2 separate regions of the Homo sapiens genome follow, and region 1 is linked to region 2. Evidence: read pairs that join two places in POLR2A ChIA-PET (ENCODE). Cell type or tissue: OCI-LY7. All regions are shown on one strand. Each heading gives the region's core, and the rest is flanking DNA. Links, peaks and the distances in the headings are about the cores only. Region 1 overlaps BACH2 (BACH transcriptional regulator 2). Region 2 has its middle 71 kb from the start of MIR4464.

The links. Peaks named below come from ENCODE experiments on the same cell type or tissue, not always from the same donor. Only the 100,000 strongest peaks of a DNase experiment are listed, where the experiment ranks them.
Region 1: POLR2A ChIA-PET joins it to region 2 with 17 read pairs; 2 of 35 experiments call an interaction of 5 or more read pairs at or near these places.

What each region holds. Positions count from the first base shown.
Region 1 is chr6:90,241,198-90,250,334 of GRCh38, reverse strand. All of the region lies in intron 3 of BACH2 (BACH transcriptional regulator 2), which reads left to right. Among named protein-coding and RNA genes, the nearest start is that of BACH2, 51 kb to the left of the region's middle. In OCI-LY7, for the core only: no CTCF peak of the experiment used is centred there; no DNase peak of the experiment used is centred there; H3K27ac peaks cover 348 bases.
Region 2 is chr6:90,379,104-90,388,240 of GRCh38, reverse strand. No RefSeq gene overlaps it. Among named protein-coding and RNA genes, the nearest start is that of MIR4464, 71 kb to the right of the region's middle. RefSeq lists an enhancer at 1,931-2,525. In OCI-LY7, for the core only: CTCF peaks have their summits at 2,093, 2,313 (motif pointing left), 5,466, 6,289 (motif pointing right) and 2 weaker places; DNase peaks (open chromatin) are centred at 2,080, 3,240, 4,830, 5,320 and 1 weaker place; H3K4me3 peaks cover 5,509 bases; H3K27ac peaks cover 7,693 bases.

The DNA.
Region 1 (9,137 bases), core at 596-8,595, 140 kb after region 2:
GTTCTGGCTTTGGTAGGTCAACTTTTCTTAAACTGGAAAAAAAAATAGTATTCTTAGTGTAGATTGCAAAAGGAAAGAGGATATGTTAGATGATTTGCCCAAAATTTAAACAGGATTCGCTTTTTAAATTCAAGCCTTTTTGCTTTCATTCAGATCTGGTCACCAGACTTACTTTTTCCTTAAGGCATATATGAATCATCTTGTTCTTTCATTCAGAAATCAAAAGTTCAGGCCTAGATCAGTATTTACCAAAACTGGTGGAACACTACCTTTCCACTGAGAGTGCATTACCTTTTTTTGAGTCTTTGAAAAGAATGTCAGCTGAACATGGTCTGGAAGTGGCCAAAACTCTGTGGGTGGGGAGAAAGGAAGAAATAACCTATCTCCCATTTAAAAACCTACCACCTATTAAATAAACGGCAGTCTTGTTCTGTGGAGTATTCATTTGGGTTATCTATTCTGATGAACAAATACAAATTCTTGGTAGGGTTTTCTTGCTTCTGGATAAAATGCTTAGTGTTGCTTTTTGTTGTTCAATCTTAGGTTTTGTTTCATTTTGTTTTTCAGGGTCTCACTCTGTCAACCAGGCTAGAGTGCAGTAGCGCAATCATGGTTCGTGGCAGCCTCAGCAGCTCCCTGGGCTCAGGTGATTCCCCCACGTCAGCCTCTCGAGTAGTTGAGACTATAGGCACGCACCACCACACCCTGCTAATTTTTGTGTTTGTAGTAGAGATGGGAGTCTCACCATGTTGCTCAGGCTGGTCTCGAACTCCTGGACTCGAGTGATTTGCCCACTTTGGCCTCCCAAAGTGCTGGCATTACAGGCATGAGCCACTGCGCCTGGCCTGTTTTTATGATATGTATTGAAATGCTCCAATAGCATTTTATTTTTATTTAAACATTGCTGTTAGGTAGTTGGCACAAAATGTGTCTTATGCCAAAGTTTACTTCCTTCTACCAAGGAAAGGGGACTCTGTCTCCTGGACTTTGCAGTTATGGGAGGAAGATGACAGGAAGCTACATCATCTGCCAGGATTTTTATGGGGCCACATCACATACAGTGCCTGTCTGTAACTAAGAGCAAGAGCACATCTCTCCTTTCAGCTGATGTTTAGCAAACCCTCACTCTGCTCCCATGGCAAAGACAGTCACTCATCTTCCAAATTGTGGTATCTTGAGTCATTTCCATTATGACTTGTCTTCTGAAAAGTGATAAAGGAAAATCATCTTACCTAGTCATTTTTTCCCATTCTACAAGACAAAGTTTATCTCTGAATCAAAGAGCATAAATCTCTGTTGCCTCTCTGAGATAATAAAATATTTTTATATTTAAATTTTCTGTTAACAGGAAAATGTATAAAACCTTCCCAAATTTTTAACTCCTTCTTTTGATTCTATACCTACATAGGTTTTTATTTGGATTTGAAACCAAATAAAAGACCGTTTCATGGTCTGGGCCCTTGGGACAGGGTAGTAGTGAAGCAGCCAGTTCATTTATTCTTCATCTGCCCTGCCATGGCTTCCTGTTGCACTAAGAATCCAGCCTCCTCCCCGGAGTTGGTGGGAGTCTGCTGACCTGGCCCCAGCCAGGCTCTCTGGCCTCATGCAGCCATTTTCCCTTCATTGACCCCATACCACCACTGTGACCAGGTGCACCAGGCTCTTCCTGAGGCTGCTTTTCTCCCTGAAATGCCCACCCCACCTCCCACTTTTCATTTTTCTAACTCTCGTTCATCCTTCACTTGCATTTTAACATCACATCCTCTGAGAAGCCTTCCCTGATCTCCACCCTTAATGAGCACCACCCAGTTGTCCATACTTTGCTTTCTCCTTTCTTTCCCAGCCCTTATTAGAATTTTAATTTCATATTTGGCCATACATTTGTTTCTTTAATAGTTTTCTCTCCCATTAGTCTATGAGCCCATTAGGGATCACGGCTATTTTGTCTGCTGTATGTAATATCCACTTCCTAGCAAGCAGGACACACTCAAGGAAGAGTTATTGAATAATAATTTAAAAATATTTTTTATTAAATGAAAAATATAAATATCCAATTCTAAGAATGTGCAATTCTGTCAGGAGTGTTAAGTACTGAAAAAACGACAGCAGATTAGTTAATTGGTTGATTTCACAAACATCTGTAGATTGTTGACAGTGCACTATGATGTGCTGTTCTAGGTGCTGAGTACATGTGGACGGGTTGTTGCCTGGCTTTGCAGAGGTCTCACCTTGGGGAGATAGCAAAGAGACACAATGAGGAATAAAATTAGTGCCTTTCTCTCAAGGAGCATATGTATTCATTCATGTAACAAACATTTGTTGAGCACCTATGATATACTCTAAGCTAGAAGACACTTGAATGTGATGAGTATAACATATAAGAGAGTAAAATTAATCTCCAAGAAAGATACAGAATGCTGTAGGGATGAAGATTAAGAAATGCTGTCTGATTAGGGACATCAGAGAGCATCCTGGATAAAGCAGAGACCGAAGTGCTACTTGAAGAATGGGTTCAACTTTGACAGCTGAAGCTATGAGGGAGGAAATTCTAGGCATGGGAACCACTTGGGTAAAGGCATGGAGATGGGAAGACATTCCAGGGATAGCTATTAACCCTTTTTAACTGAAGCATAGGGTGGATGATGGTGAATAAGAAGAAATTAGACTAAAAAAGTAGGTAGAGGCTATACTTTAGGGGAGTGAAGAATTCCTCTAAGTTTAGAAAAAGTTGATTTTAATTACCTTAAATAAGGCAGTAATGGTACTAATATTGCTGTTTGGTAGCCCTTAGGAAAATGATACTTGTGACTTGGTACAGTGGCTCACACCTGCAATTCCAGCACTTTGGGAGATTGAGGTGGGAGGATTGCTTGAGGCCAGGAGTTCAAGACCAGCCTGGGCAACATAGCAAGACCCCATCTCAAAAAAAAAAATAACTGTACATGGTGGTGCATGCCTGTAGTCCCAGCTACTAAGGAGGTTGAAACAGGAGGATCACTTGAGCCCAGGAGTTAGAGATTGCAATGAGCTATGATGACCACTGCACTCCAGCCTGGGTAAGACACCATCTCTACAAAAAAAAAAAAAAGAAGAAGAAGAAAGAAATTGATACTTGTTTAAATATATTACATGTCAAATGTACTACAACAGTCCTCTCCAAATGAGAATATAAAGAGCTTCATCCTTGTAAACTGCAGTCATGTTCTCGTTATAGTGGTAGTTAGTATGCAGGTCAATAATTTATATGTGGTCTTTAGCTTTGTCTTTTTCATTAAACAGTAAAAACGGTAACCTGACATTTGAAGGTTTTTTTTTCACATTTGTAATATCAAAAACTTGATTCGTAACAAGTATCGTAAATTTACAAGTATGTTTTTCATGCATATTTTAAGAAAATTTTCATAGGACTTTAACGTCAGGTTTCTTTTGAATACTTCCACATGCTCTACCTAACAATTTTAGTGTAAAGTTTCATTTTCCTTATCAAATTCTATGTAAGTGAGACATTGGTGTTTTAGCCAAGGTACCCTGCTTTATGGAGTATCTGTGTTCCTAGAAAATTTGTTTTGAAATATGATTTTGTAAATCAGATTGTATTGTAATATACTTGGTGACCTTTTGCTTCAAATCACCTTAAAATAAATTCATTTATATTATCTAATTCATATTTTATAAATCCTAATTTTTATATGTACTCATTTTTCTTGAATTGGGGGTAATTCTACAAACAATAAACAAGGTAAATGATTTTTTTTTGCCAGTTTGTACTAAGAGAACATGTTATTTTGTTTCGGGTGAATGTATGTATCTTAATACACTGTACTACATTAGACATCAATAGGGAGGAATGTAACGCATTTTTCTTTTGTATGGAAATCTGTTGAAACCTATCTTAAAGAGTTTTGAGCAGAAATTGAAGGATGAGCCTGAGGTTTTCTGATTAGTTGGAGAATATTGTTTTCAGTAGACAACAGTAAGAATAAAAGTGGAAAAATTGTATTTAAAATTGATGTTTTATAACTTTCAGAAGTTGATGTCTCCATTTTACACATTATACTTATAAAAGTACAGTAATCAACTCTGCTTTATAACTGTTTTGTGAAGATTATTTAAAGGTCAAGGGAGTGTAGTAGAGGCACAGAAAAACAGAATAAAATTGGAATCCTAGAGTTTATGTGCATTTAGGTTAATTTTGACTTAGTGGCTCCTGGCTCTCACCAATCTGGGTTGAGTGAAGGACCCACTGTTCATTGTGTTCCAGCAGTAGTCACTCAGACCCAGCTTGCCACGTTATCAGTCCAACTTAACTTCTGCCACGTCCCACTCCTCCTCCCTTGATAGCTTCTCTTGCTGACATCCTTTCCACCCCTTTGTGCTGCATTCCTCTGGCACTGCCAGCCTCCTGTCATGGAATGAGGGTCTGGGCCAGGAGACCTTTGGAGAAAATTCCTGGAGAGCAAGTTTTCATAGATTTTTGTCCAATTTTTTCTGTTTCCACCCTGTTACAAATATTTTAATCCAAATATGAAAAATCTTTAAATTCAGACTTCTCTTGTTTCAAATTCAGACTTCTCTTGTTTCAAATTCAGATTATTTCTGATCACCTCATAGCTAGTTCTTGAAGTTCATCTTAGCAGGAACAGAGCTAACTAAACTACTGAATGATGTAAATGAACATATAAAGGCTATGTTTACCTACTTAAGAAATTGCTTTTAGCCAGTTTAGAAATGTCTGCTTACTCTTTTGTTTTTAAATTTAAAAAATTCTTCAGAGATGGGATCTCGTTCTGTCAACCAGGCCGGAGTGCAGTGCCACCGTCACAGTTCACTGGCTACCTCAGCCTCTGGAGTAGCTGGGACTACAGGCACGCACCACAACACCTGGATAATTTTTTTAAATTTTCTTGTTAGAAACAGAGTCTCTCTATGTTGCCCTGACTGGTCTTGAACTCCTGGCCTCAAGTGATCCTCCTGCCTTGGCCTCCAAAAGTACTGTGATTACAAGTGTGAGCCACTGAGCCTGGTTGAAATGTCCACTTACTTTTAAAAATGAATTGTATTTTAAGGAAGAGTTTGCAATGCTTAAATAATTTTCATCAGTTTACTTAAAAAGTACTAAAGCCTTTTTTTTTTTTTAAGACAGAATCTCACTCTGTCACCCAGGCAGGATTGCAGTGGCATGATCTCAGCTGACTGTAACCTCTGCCTCCCAGGTTCAAGCGATATTCTCCCACTTCAGCCTCCCAAGTAGCTGGGATTACAGGCACCTGCCACCACACCCGGCTAATTTTTTGTGTGTTTTTAGTAGAGACAGGGTTTCACCATGTTGGCCAAGCTGGTCTCGAACTCCTGACCTCAGGTGATCTGCCCACCTTGGCCTCCCAAAGTGCTGGGATTACAGGCGTGAGCCACCACACCTGGCTAAAGCCTATTTTTAAAGCATAATTTATATTAGGTATTGTTAATCCTTCACGGTTCTTGTTTGGTTAATTTCAGCAGCTTAAGGAAGATCACTTGGAGCTAGAAAGGCCCATGAGGGTGATGATGGCTCAGAGGGGGCAATAGAAGCAGCTTTTAGGGAGGAGTCAAGTGCAGTAGGTAAACATGGGATGTGTCAGATATGATACCAGCCAGTGGTCCCCATAGCACAGGCAGCAAGTGTGAGGCACAGCACAGAGCACATGTACACGAGTATTTGTGTGCGTGTGTGCGCATGTGTGCGCGTGTGAAGGGGGGAGGGGGTGGTTGCTGTCAGGTGAGCAATATACCCAAATGGAGACCCCAGAAGCAGCTGATACTAATCCATCCAAGTAGGCAGCAGTGTCTGTCCATGAGAATGTTGGGCCCAGCCATTATCCAAGGATTCTAGACCAGATTCTGGAGAGATCACAGCAGAGTTTCTGCTTGACTTCACTGAGCTTCAGTGTTTGAATCTGTAAAATGGAAGCAGTAATAGTAATTACCTCAAGGGGTTATTTTGATGGCTAATTGAAAACATGTATGCGAAGCCCTTGAATACCATCTGGTACATAGTAAGTATTTAGTAAATGTTAGCTATTACTGTATTACATGAAATTGGGAAGACAGTATTTCTTTTTAAATGTCCTATAAATAACCGGGTGCAGTGGCTCATGCCTGTAATCCCAGCACTTTGGGAGGCCCAGGCAGGCGGATTGCTTGAGGTCAGGAGTTCAAGATCAGCCTGGCCAACATGGTGAAACCCTGTCCCTACTAAAATTGCAAAAATTAGCCGGGTGTGGTGGCACATGCCTGTTATCCCAGCTACTCAGGAGGCTGAGGCATGAGAATCATTTGAACCCAGGAGATGGAGGTTGCAGTGAGCTGAGATCATGCCACTGCACTCCAGCCTGGGCAACAGAGCGAGACTCTGTCTCCCAAAAATAAAAAATAAAAAATGAATGTCCTATGACTGAGGTTTATTGCTCCTCAATTGAGCTATTCCAATCAATGAAATTTTACTACATAAAGGTAGATGCCTTCTAATGGTTTTCTTCCCACAGGGATGGTGGGGTGAGATGGGGAACTGTTCAGGTAGTAGACCTGTTCATGAGGAAAAAAACTATTTAAATGCTGAGAAAAGGATGCTAGCTTTTTTGGATCCATCATCATTTTTGCCAAATTCATAGAATTTTTGGCCAGTGGTGTCAAACTTTAAAATTCATAGGAAAAAGAGATTCAGTAATTACTCTGTAATATTAGGGAGGGTGTGGAAATAAGGAATGAACGTTATGTAAAGACCATAATGCTAGTCAGAGAATGTTCCAATGGAAAACTGATGTTTCCTTCTGCCACCAGGACAAAACTTTTGTGATCTAAAGGCAAAACAATAACAAAAACAGCAACAGCAACAAAAACCAGCCTAACAGTCCCAAGTGGTCTTCACTGTCATGATTATTAAGCATTTTCTCCAAAGTCTGAACTACAGTTTGTTGAGGTTTCATTGAAAATGATACTAAAACAAATTTGCTTAAAAGTAAAATGGAGTTATTGGCATCACAAAGATCATAGTCACCTTCTTAAGAATTGCATAACCTTTAATGACTGTAAAGGATTTTTAAAGACGATCCTTGCGACTAGTTATTAATACATTTTTTTGAGGCTGTGGAAATCAGATAATTTGGGCCGGGCACATTGGCTCACGCCTGTAATCCCAGCATTTTGGGAGGCTGAGGCGGGCGGAGCACCTGAAGTTGGGAGTTCAAGACCAGCCTGACCAACATGGAGAAACCTTGTCTCTACTAAAAAAAAAAAAAAAAAAAAAAAAAAATTAGCCGGGCATGGTGGTGTATCCCTGTAATCCAAGCGACTCGGGAGGCTGAGACAGGAGAATCGCTTGAACTCGGGAGGCGGAGGTTGCAGTGAGCCAAGATCACGCCATTGCACTCCAGTCTGGGCAACAAGAGCTAAACTCCGCCTCAAAAAAAAAAAGAAATCAGATAATTTGCCCAAAGTCAACAGCCCAAAGTCAACAACTCCTGAATTTTTTGATCACATTATCTTTCAAGTTTAGTTAGAACCTGAAAGTTAACTGTCCTTCACTTAGGTAGATCATAAATAATGCACTGGTCACATTGTGTAGATATTAAGTTACACTTTGGTAGATGGATTTTTAGATATTGAAAATGATAGATTGGTACAACTGCTTTGAAAGTTTGGCAGCTTCTTATAAAGCTCAAGATAGGCTTAACGTACAATTCAGCAACTACGCATCTAGATGTTTACCCAAATGAGTTGAAAATTTATGTCTGCAGAACAACCTGCATGCGAATCTTGATAGCAGCTTTATTTATAACTGTCAAAAACTGGAAGCAACTAAGGGATCCTTCATTAGATGAATTGATAAACTGTGGTACATCCAGATAATGGAATATTATTCAGCACTAAAAAGAAATGAGCAATGAAGCCACAGAAAGACACAAAGGAACCTTAAATGCATATTGCTAAGTGAAAGAAGCCAGTCTGGAAAGGCTACATACTGTACGATTTAAACTATAGAAAAGGCAAAAGTCAAAACCATAGAGACAGTAAAAAGATCAGTGGTTGCTAGTTCAGGGAAGAGGGGACAGGATGAACAGGTGGAGCACAGTGGATTTTAAGGGCTGTGACACTATTCTGTATGATATTGTAATGGTGGATAGATAGGTGTGTCAAAACCCATACAACTGTGTAACATAAAGAGTGAACTCTTATGTAAACTATATTGACTGTTATGACTAGTTAATCCTATATCATCATTGGCTCATTAATTATAACAGATGTACCATACTTGTGCAAGATGGTTAATAACAGGGGAAACGGGGAAGAGGGAACTTTTGGCTTAGTTTTTCTATAAACCTAAAACTGCTCTAAAAAATAGTCTACTAATAAAAAAAAAAAAAGAAAATCAGGATAGATTGTAGCTTAGAAATAAAAAAACAATACTCCAAGACAAAACAAAACAAAAGCCTTGTATAATGTCTTTCATATAATATTCCCCACCTTATTTCTCTAGTTGTTTTTTAATTTTTTTTTCATTTATCTTATGTGTTATCTCATCAACCTTTAGTAACGGGCAGTTAAAAAAATAAGCAGTTTGGCAACTTCCTGTGGCATACATTTCAGATTGTGAGCAGAGATGCCCACCATGTGACTGGCAGGTGTCCCTCTCCCTAGCCACACCCTGTCCCTCTTTTCCACCTACCCTAGCATTAGTTGTCTCCTACCTTGCTTTTGACAACAGACAGGGTGAAAATGTGGGCTTGTGGCCATTGTGCTAAATGTTTTATTTCTATGTATTTTTTAATCCTTACAGCAGTTCCCATTTTGTAGATGAGGAAATGAGAGCACTGGAAGAGAGGAAATTCCTACCCTTGCAGTCTGACTCCATTCTGATCCTCTATCAGGCTAATGTGAACACACGTGACTCTCTGTCCCAGCCTGCCCCCTGTTGAGTAGGTGGGAGGGGGAGCCATTTGGAGGATTTGGTCCCAGTCCAGGTGCTATTTAAGTGAGCGGTTGATTTTAGCTGTGGTGAATACCACCACCCTACAGGCTAGTGTCTGCCATTGAGAAGTATCATCTCATCATTTTCAATCTATTAAGTGATACATTATCACATTATTATTATACATATATAT
Region 2 (9,137 bases), core at 498-8,497:
GGATCTTAAGAGTCAAGCAGCCCTTTAACCAGAGAAAGGAAAGAGAAGCAAATTCTTCCTATTTCTCTCTTGTGACAGAAGTCTGTCTATGGGGCAGGTTTATTAAGAATATCACTGCTCCCCTCTCGGCAGTTGGGGGTGGGAACAGTGACTTTGGTGTGGACCTCCCCTTCAAATTTGCAGTTTGTTAGAGCTACCTGTCAATCATCTCTACCTTACTGCCACTCCCTGGGAAGGAGGAGGGGAGAGAGGGAGGAGAACACAGCTCAAGGCAGGTGCCTAAACCCAGGTCTGAAAATAGCCTGGTCCAGAACCTTCTGGTGATTGCAAGTGTTGATATTTATGGTCTCCAGAAACAGGTTTAGTTGTCTTCTGGAAAATGGGCAGTCTTGTGTGAAAAAACAGGACAAAGTTATGGTTTCCTCATGCCCTTATCTGGGCTTTGTTTTGCCGGACTTCGTGTGAGCCCTAATTAGCTGGTCTCCACCAAGCCTTTTGTGGGGCTGAGTGAGGTGGCCCACTCGCTGACCTGGGGAGTTGGGAGTGAAGAGCTGGAGCGATTGCTGCGTCTACCCCTTTCTTCTGCGGCAGCTGAGGTCCCCAGCAGAAGGGCTCCCCTGAGAACCAAACCCCAGCAGAGGAATTGTGTGCCTTGACATCCTTTGCTGATGACTCAGGCAGTATGTCATTTAAAAATCCCTGAAGGTTTTTGAAAAGAGAGAAAGGGAAATGGATGTGGAATGAATGCCTGTTCTATAGTGGGCAGTGCCTCATTTAATCTTCCCCAAAGTTAAATTATTTTCCAGGTGAGGAAACCAATACTCACGGAGAAGCAAGATCAATTAGAAAATATGGATTAGGATATAGAGAAAGGAAGCTCCCCTCTCCCTCACCCTCCCCTCCCCCAACACTCCCACCCCTACTGCCCCCCAAAAACGAATGCCGACATCCAGGCAACTCACACCAGAACAAAAGTACTGTGTTTTCCTAGTGGTGCCAGCGAAGCCTCGAGGCTGGCAAACAGAAGCCTATGGCAGCATCCCAAGATCTCCTCCCTGTCCTGTGTCCAGTCGACTCCAATGCTAAAGGGAACCTATGACTCTTATATTCCACGTGGCGTGGCTCTCACCAGTCCTGCTTCTTCCTCACAACTTCTCTCCTCGTGGTCTTCTTATCCTGTGTCTTTTCCCTTCTTAATCACAGTGTTATAGATAAAGGGTCCCTCGCCTCATGAAATCCAGTCCCCAGCTGATTTGCTTGCCTGGCATACAACTTTTAAGTACTCTCCACTGCAGTCTATAAAGCCAGGACAATAACACTCACCCTCACACCTCAGGATTTTGCACATTAACTTGTTAATGGTTTGGCAAACATTAGCCCCACCATAAAGGCTGAGATAAAACTCTGTCTTCCCTTTCTGTTCTTTTTTTTTTTTTAACTAAAGCTAAAAATCTTCTTGTGCATTAGAAAGCTGATATTTTCTTTATGATAACTGTAAAAATCAGCAAGTTGGATGCACTGGGGAAAAAAACCAAATTGCACATACCTGTACTTCACTTTTTATCTAACCAAACAGTGCAATGTTATGGGGACACAGATGCCTTCTCTGTGTAAGTGATCGTCATCTAGAGCTTGACATCCCTCATCCATCACACTGCCCTCTGTGCATTTCAGGGCTTGGAATAAACAAATCTGGGAAGCCATATATGTTCTTGTTGTCTAAGTTCATTTCACAGCACATTGGTTAAAGTGGATTTTTAATATGTCATCCACATTCATGTCAGTAAGCCAGTCTGAGGAGCTAATGAAGGTGTGTCAGTTGAGGGAGGACTGGCTACCTCAGTGCCCTGATTCCTTGATCCCCTGGGGCTCTCTCTCTGCACAATTCTACCCCAGCGTTACAAACACACACTTTCCTGGCCAAACCTCCCTTGAGTCAAGGCTGTCAGTCATTCCCAGCCCAGCAGTAGTTTTACAAAATGCACAAAGGGTAATTACAGAAAGACCACCCCCACTGATTTTCATATGTAATCTTACCTTGGGACTGGAACCCAAGCCCCCACTTCAACTGCTTCCTATGCAACTTAAACTTGGCAAGCACAATACCATATAACTGCTTGGAGGGGGAGAAGAAAGCAGGGGGTGGAGGTGGGAAAGGGGAAGTTCAGATTAGCACAGCCTTGATCTTGAAGATTATTATAAATCCTTTAGCACTGTTGAAACAATTAGATCACTTGATTGGCCTTAACATTCCTCATCCCATAAATTAGCCTGGTGGGTGCCTCCTACTGTTAAGCAATGCATTACATTGTTCCAACACCAACATCTGGCTAACAGAGAACAGACCAATTTTAATTTTAGCTCTTAGAAATTATACCTATCCCAGTCCTTATGATAACCTCTATAATGAATACGTAGAAATGTGGCTTTTGTCATTAACATTTTATTTGAAAAATTCCTTTTGTTCTAGGTATAACATGAATAAAACTTCTAAATGGTGCTCAGTTTCAAAAGTTGTTTTCTTCCTCAAAATTTGCAAGTAGATATTTTCAAATGGTAAATTTCATTGAAAATAGTTTATTTCAAACATCATCTTTTACAAATTGCAAATACTAATACTTCTGAGATGCGAATATTGACACAGCATAAAGTACAATGCTTTCTACCACTATAACACTAAAACAAATAGAACATATGTTCCCTGATTCTTTATAATTCTCCTAAATTATAAAACCAAATAGACATATAAGCACATATATCAATCATTGAACCCACAAAAGTAAAAAGATAGTGTCAGGTTCATCATTAATTTTCACCTATATTTGAGAGAGAGATGAGACGAAGAGTGATATACAGAAAAGAGAAGGTGAGAGGGAGAAAGAGAAGGCAAGGAGAGAGAAAAAAGAAAGTAAAACTTTGCAGGGGCACCAGGGTGGCACTCACTGAGGAGGAGGCACTGCCCCCGCTACATCCCAGGAGGGCAGAAGCAGCAATGGGATCTCACAAGAGGGGGCAAAAGGTACGTGATAGTAATCAGCCCTAAAACAATGCTTTCTATGTGCCAGATACCCTAAATGCATGAATTGCTTTAATCCTCATAACAACCTTATGAGGTTTAAATCCATTTTTGGATGAAGACATTAAGATACAAGGAGGTTAAGTACCTTGCCCAAGGTCATACAGCCAGTAAATGGCAGAGCCAGGATTAGAACCCGGGAGACAGACTCCAAGAGTCCATGCACTCAGCACCATGCTGTACTCCATCCCAAATGTGCTGGAATTTACCCAGCCGAGTTACTGTTGCTCCATCAGACCAGCCGCCTGAGAGGATCTGCCTCCATTCTAAAGACTGTGCCCCTGCTCAGCCTCTGGGTCACTTCCTTTGAAACTGTCCTGAGACCTGTACCACATTCCTTTGCTCTTTAGTGGTGGCAAGTTTTAAACCTCTTGAGAGTGGATACGACTTTTTGGAACTGCCGAGAATCAGAGGCATGCATAGAGAACAGAGTGAGCTCTGGAAAATAATTTTTAGATTATTTTCTAAAATTATTTTTAGATTAAAATTATTTTTAGATTACGATTATTTTTAGATTAAAAACAGAATGATGTTAAAGGTAATAAAGTAGTTTCCTTTGTGGCCCAGGAATTAGCTTTGCTAGTAACAAAAGCATCTTAATCTCCAATTGTATTGGCAATTGTATACGACTAAAATTTGCATGTAAGGATCATCTAGATCTTCTGGAAGTCTGCTTGTTTTGACCACTTTCCAGTCATTTCCAGACTCTGCTACTCACTGTGTCCGAGGAGACTTTCCACTAAGCTGTAATATTTATCTTTAGTATAGTCTTTTGTACCCTCAGCTTTCCTACAAGGGCTTCTAGAGCATTCTTGTCTTTCCTGATAAGCAGAGAAAGTATTAGGTATAATGACATTGGTAGGACTGAAATAGGAATCCTGATCTTTTAAACTCTGATATCTAATGAGAGATATACCAGGAGATAAAACAACTTCAATAGGCAGACTCCACAGGCCATAGTGCTCGGGGAATTCTCAATTCTGATGCAGGGGCATCAGTGTTGCTTGCTCCAAGACTTATTAGTTCATGCAGCATTAATTAATTAGAATCAGGAGAACTGACTCACACTATACACATTAAAAACTGATGTATAAACTGGAGTAGACATTTATTTGTTTGTTTGGGGGGAATTGTCCTTCTCATAACTATACAACCTGTTGTGATCAAGTACAGTGTATTTATCCAGTATGTTAAAACTTATTTCTGTCTTTCTGGATTTCAAGGCCTTTAATCATTGGTTACCGCATCATCACTTAAGACAGTAGATATTACAATGGATTAGGTTACTAATTCTGCATTAGGTTATCTGCATTATCCATTTCCTTGCATTATTATCTGTGTTTGGTCACCTTAAATGGGCTATTTCCCAGCCCATGTGTAACTCACCTCTTGATTTGGACCATCACACGCTTTCTCAGTTGATAATTTTTGTTCTTTACTTGGTTAGAATTCAAGTATATAGTACTAGGCTTAAGCCAAATAAAAGCAAAATGTTTAACTGTTCCCTCCTCACTAATAACAATAACAATAATAGCTGGCATCTGTTGAGTTCCTCTTATTGCACTTTGCAGGTATTAAGTCATTTAACCCTCACTACTACCCTAGGAGGTAGTTTCCGTTATTATCTACATTTCATAGATAAGGAAATTGACCTGAGAAATAACTTTCTCAGGGTCACAGGGTGAGCAAGTGTCAGTAAGTGTCAGAGCTAAAATGCAAAAGCAGTTTGATGCCCACACGCTTAACCACAACACTGAATTACTCTCTTAGCCTCTTTGCAACTTGGGTGTTACTACTACTACTACTAAAAAAAAAAAAAAAAAAAAAAAAAAAAAAAAAGGAAGTAGCTGTTTTTCTCACTTGCCCTGACTCTAGCTAACCGTTCTTGACTTCTTTGCATTTTATCCATGCAGAACAAAGCTATATTTGTAATCGAACTCCAGATAAATAAGTACCTGTTCTTTAGCAGAGTCAAAATCTGAAAATGTTTAGCTGAAGCTGGTAAAATATTTAAATCCAATAACGTCCTGAATAGAATGTAAGGATTCTTTCCTTTGTTATCAAAACCTAAAGGCATCCATAGGTTCATTCCATTCTGCACTTCAGTTGTTTCCTTACAAACTCCCCACCCTCACCCCTACCCCTAGTTTCTGGGGCCACCAGATAGGGACAGCACCTCCTGGGCAGGAGAACGTGGAGCATAGTGGCTGCGCACACAATCAGCAGTGAGTTAGCGGAAAAGACCACAGAAATGTTGGGCATCTGGAATTATAGTTCGTGTCTGACTGAGAAATCTTAGGAAGCCCATTTAATTGTTCTGCCCCCGTTTTCCTCTCTTTGAAATGGTGTTAACAGTACTTGCCTCTGTCTACCTTATGCAGGGACATTTGACCCTCAAGAGGCAATGTTTAGAATAGCACTTTGCCCCCCAGGGTGTATAATCCAAATAGAAATCACATTTGTTGTATTATTTTCTGCTGCTGTATACCTGCATGAGACTATTTTTAAGTTCGTTTCTTTTAGCCTACTTATAGCAACAGATAGATTTTGAATGTTGACCTTTGCACAGCCTTAAAGAACATTATTAAACAAAGCAAATGGCCTCTCAGTGACAGCTGAGATGTAGTGGGAGGACTCCCAGGTGAAGTCAGGGTGTCTGGGTTCAAGTCCTGAGTCCAGGTTCTAGCATCTGAGTTGGATGCCACTGAGGAAGTCACTTACCCTCTCTGGGTCTCAGTTTCTTCATCTGTACAATAGGAGCACTACTTTGGAGTTCTGATGATTGCACAGGGGAATGAATATGAAATGGCTTTATAAAATGTCATAAACCTTCCAATGTTCATACTACCAGTAGGCAAGGAGAAGCAGAAAAGCCTCAGGACTGGAAGAAACATTTTGATGTTAGCATAGATGCTTGGGGCTCTTGTTCAAATGTAGATTCCATTGATCTGGGGGCAGGTATTGAAATCTGACATTTCTAAAATGCCATGGTTCCACAGGCTAACTCCCAGTCTCCTTTTCCCTGGTTTAAAATGTTCATACTATTCCAAGAGAGCTCAAACATTATCTGGTCCAATTCTTTCCTTTTACAGGTCGGAAAACTAAGGCTCAGAGAGGTCAGATGACTTCTCCAGGGTTGACTCCTCACACCTTCTCTATTTTCTCCAACTTCTGAGTGGTTTCTTACAGCAGGGGGCACAGGCTACCTCTGTGGACAAGGAGCTCCTGAAAGAATGGAGGGGGAGTGGGTACTATTTTAGGACACTAGTCAGTTTGCACCTCAATTGTGTTCTCTGTGCAAAGGAGAAAGGTCTATTCTTAGACATCAGCCAGAGCTTGGAAGAAGTAGACTCAATCATTAAAGTAATCCATGCACACCTCGGTAAGTTAATACAGTCATCCATAAAGGAGCTGGGTAGGAAGGAAACAACAGGTACTTTGAAGGGTTTACAAAATGTATTTGTACCAGGGCCATGTAAAAGCCATTTCCAAGCCAAGAGGAAGGGCATTTATTATTTTCATTTAACATTTATTGAATAAAGTGTGTTGCAGAGCAGGCTCTTATAATCTGAGCCCCCTTTGACTGTGTGCATAAGCTTTTCAGATACCTGCAATTTCTTCCTCTTACTTAGAAAGATGATTATTGAACTGCAAGAGGTAAGTAAACATTAGAAGAGATCTTGGAAGAAATCTGTTAAATAGTTCAAGGGCTCTTCCTGGCAGAAGGAATCAGATACCTGACCTTCAATATATCGCAAAAGACTCCAGCAGAAGGAATTGGACCTTCAAATGTTCATACTACTAGTAGGCAAGGGGAAACAGAAAAGCCTCAGCACTGACTGGAAGAAACATTCTGATGTTGGACTAGATGCTTGGAGCTCTTGTTCAAATGCAGATTCCATTGATATGGGGGTAGGTATTGAAATCTGGCATTTCTCACAAGCTCCCAGATGATCTAATACTGGGTTAGTGACACCACTTTGAGTAGCAACTTCATTCTGTATGTATCCATCCTTAGCTATCACTGGACAGTCTGCAAGCCTTTCTGGGGCTAGCATTAAGCAAAAAATGTAAGTTGATAAAGGTTGCCCCTCAATAGAGGAGTAACAAGTATTACCTCTATCACCAAACATAAAATCTGAAAGTCCTAAATAATATTGAGGAATTTGGAATTTAATATGTCACTCTCTCCAGGGATACTTGCCTTTGACTAACAGCTGGCAGGAGAGGAGACAGCTTAACACAATATTCCTCCAGAGGTGCCATTTCAGGTATGAAGGAAGTGCTGGTGAGAGTCCTATCTTAAGGGTCATGCCCTTTCTAGCATCCCACAGTCACTTTTAAATATTCCAACTTCAGAATATGTCTCTGAGTCCTACACCTGAAATAGCCAAAGCAGATTTGTGTACAGCTCTCTGTATCCACGGGTTTCACATTCATGGTTTCAACCAACTGTGGATCAAAAATGTTTTTAAAACAATATAATAAGGCAAAATAATACAAATAAAAACTATATAACTATTTATATAGAATTTATATTGCATTAGGTATTATAATATTGTATATATAATAATGTATTACATATATTCTATATAAGTATATAGAATTTATATTGTACTCGGTATTATAAGTAATCTAGAGATTATTTAAAGCCTATGGGAGAATGTGCATGGGTTACATGCAAATACAATACCACTTTATATAATGGACTTGAGCATCCCTGGATTTTGGTATCCAGAGGGGTCCTGGAACGAATCCCCCACAGATGCCGAAGGACAACTGTATGTGTTGTATAGGCACTTGAGCAAATTTCCAAGTGTAGAATTTTAACCAACTAGGACAAGGATCATGATAGCTTAAGCAGCTCTGTATCTCCTAGAGTACCTAGCGTAATGCCTGGCTTAAAATAAACTCCTAATAAATATATTTGACTGAAGGAGATGGTGAGTAGATATCTATTCATATCTCTGAGGAAATATGGTGATTGGAAAAAATACTATTTAATTGGTTTTCAAAGCAAAATTACAGAATAAACTGGATAACTATTTTTTTCCTCAAACCATCAACTGATTCCATATAATTAAACTGAGCCTTAAGCCATACTCAGGAGGAGTTCAGCTTCAGCCTCTGTTCTACATGGAGAATTTCTTCTGGTGTTAGGGGACTCATATGACAACCAGTATGTCACACAGGACCACAAAAATTCCAATACTCTAAATATAAAGTCTTCACAAGACAGTTGATCCAGTATGACAGTGGATCAACAAGTATAAAGACGAACTGAACTGACACAGAGAGCTGTACAACCATCGAATAAATGGTTATGGGGTTATCTTGATTATGAATAAATTTATTTCAATTTTTCTTTTTGCATCAAATATTTGTTATACAACAAATTCAAAAAACTTATTTTTTTCCAGTTGAAGAAGTAACTTCAGTTTTAAGATAACAGATAAAAAAACATTTTAAATCACAAACTGTGTTAAATATTTGGGGAAATAAGTTAGGCCGACCTCAATGGAAGCCAAACCTAGAGTTATAAAAATTGAATTGTCTCATATACAGCTGAATCACATATATTTTTTCTAATCAGCTTTACTGAGGTGTAATTTAAAGTGTGCTGCTCGTTAAGCTTTGACAAGTGTATACCATAACCAAGTTATAGAACATTTCCATCATTTCCAAATCTTTCCTCATGCTCTTTTATGGCCAGTCTCCATTGCATCCCAAGACCACCTCCCTGACAACCACAGATCTGCTTTATGTCACTATAATTTTGCCTTGTCTAGATTTCATATAAATGAAATCATATAGTAGGTATATGATTTTTTCTTCAGCTTCTTTCACTTAGCACCTTGCCTTTGAGATTCGTTCATTGGTTCCTATCAGTTCCTTTTTATTGTTAAATAATACTTTATTGTATGGATATATCATAATTAGCTTATCCATTTACTAGCTGATGGACATTTGGGTTGCATTCAGTTTGGGACTATTTCAAATAAAATTTCTATAAACATTCAGGTATAGGTCTTTGTGTAGACATAGCTTTTCATTTCTCATG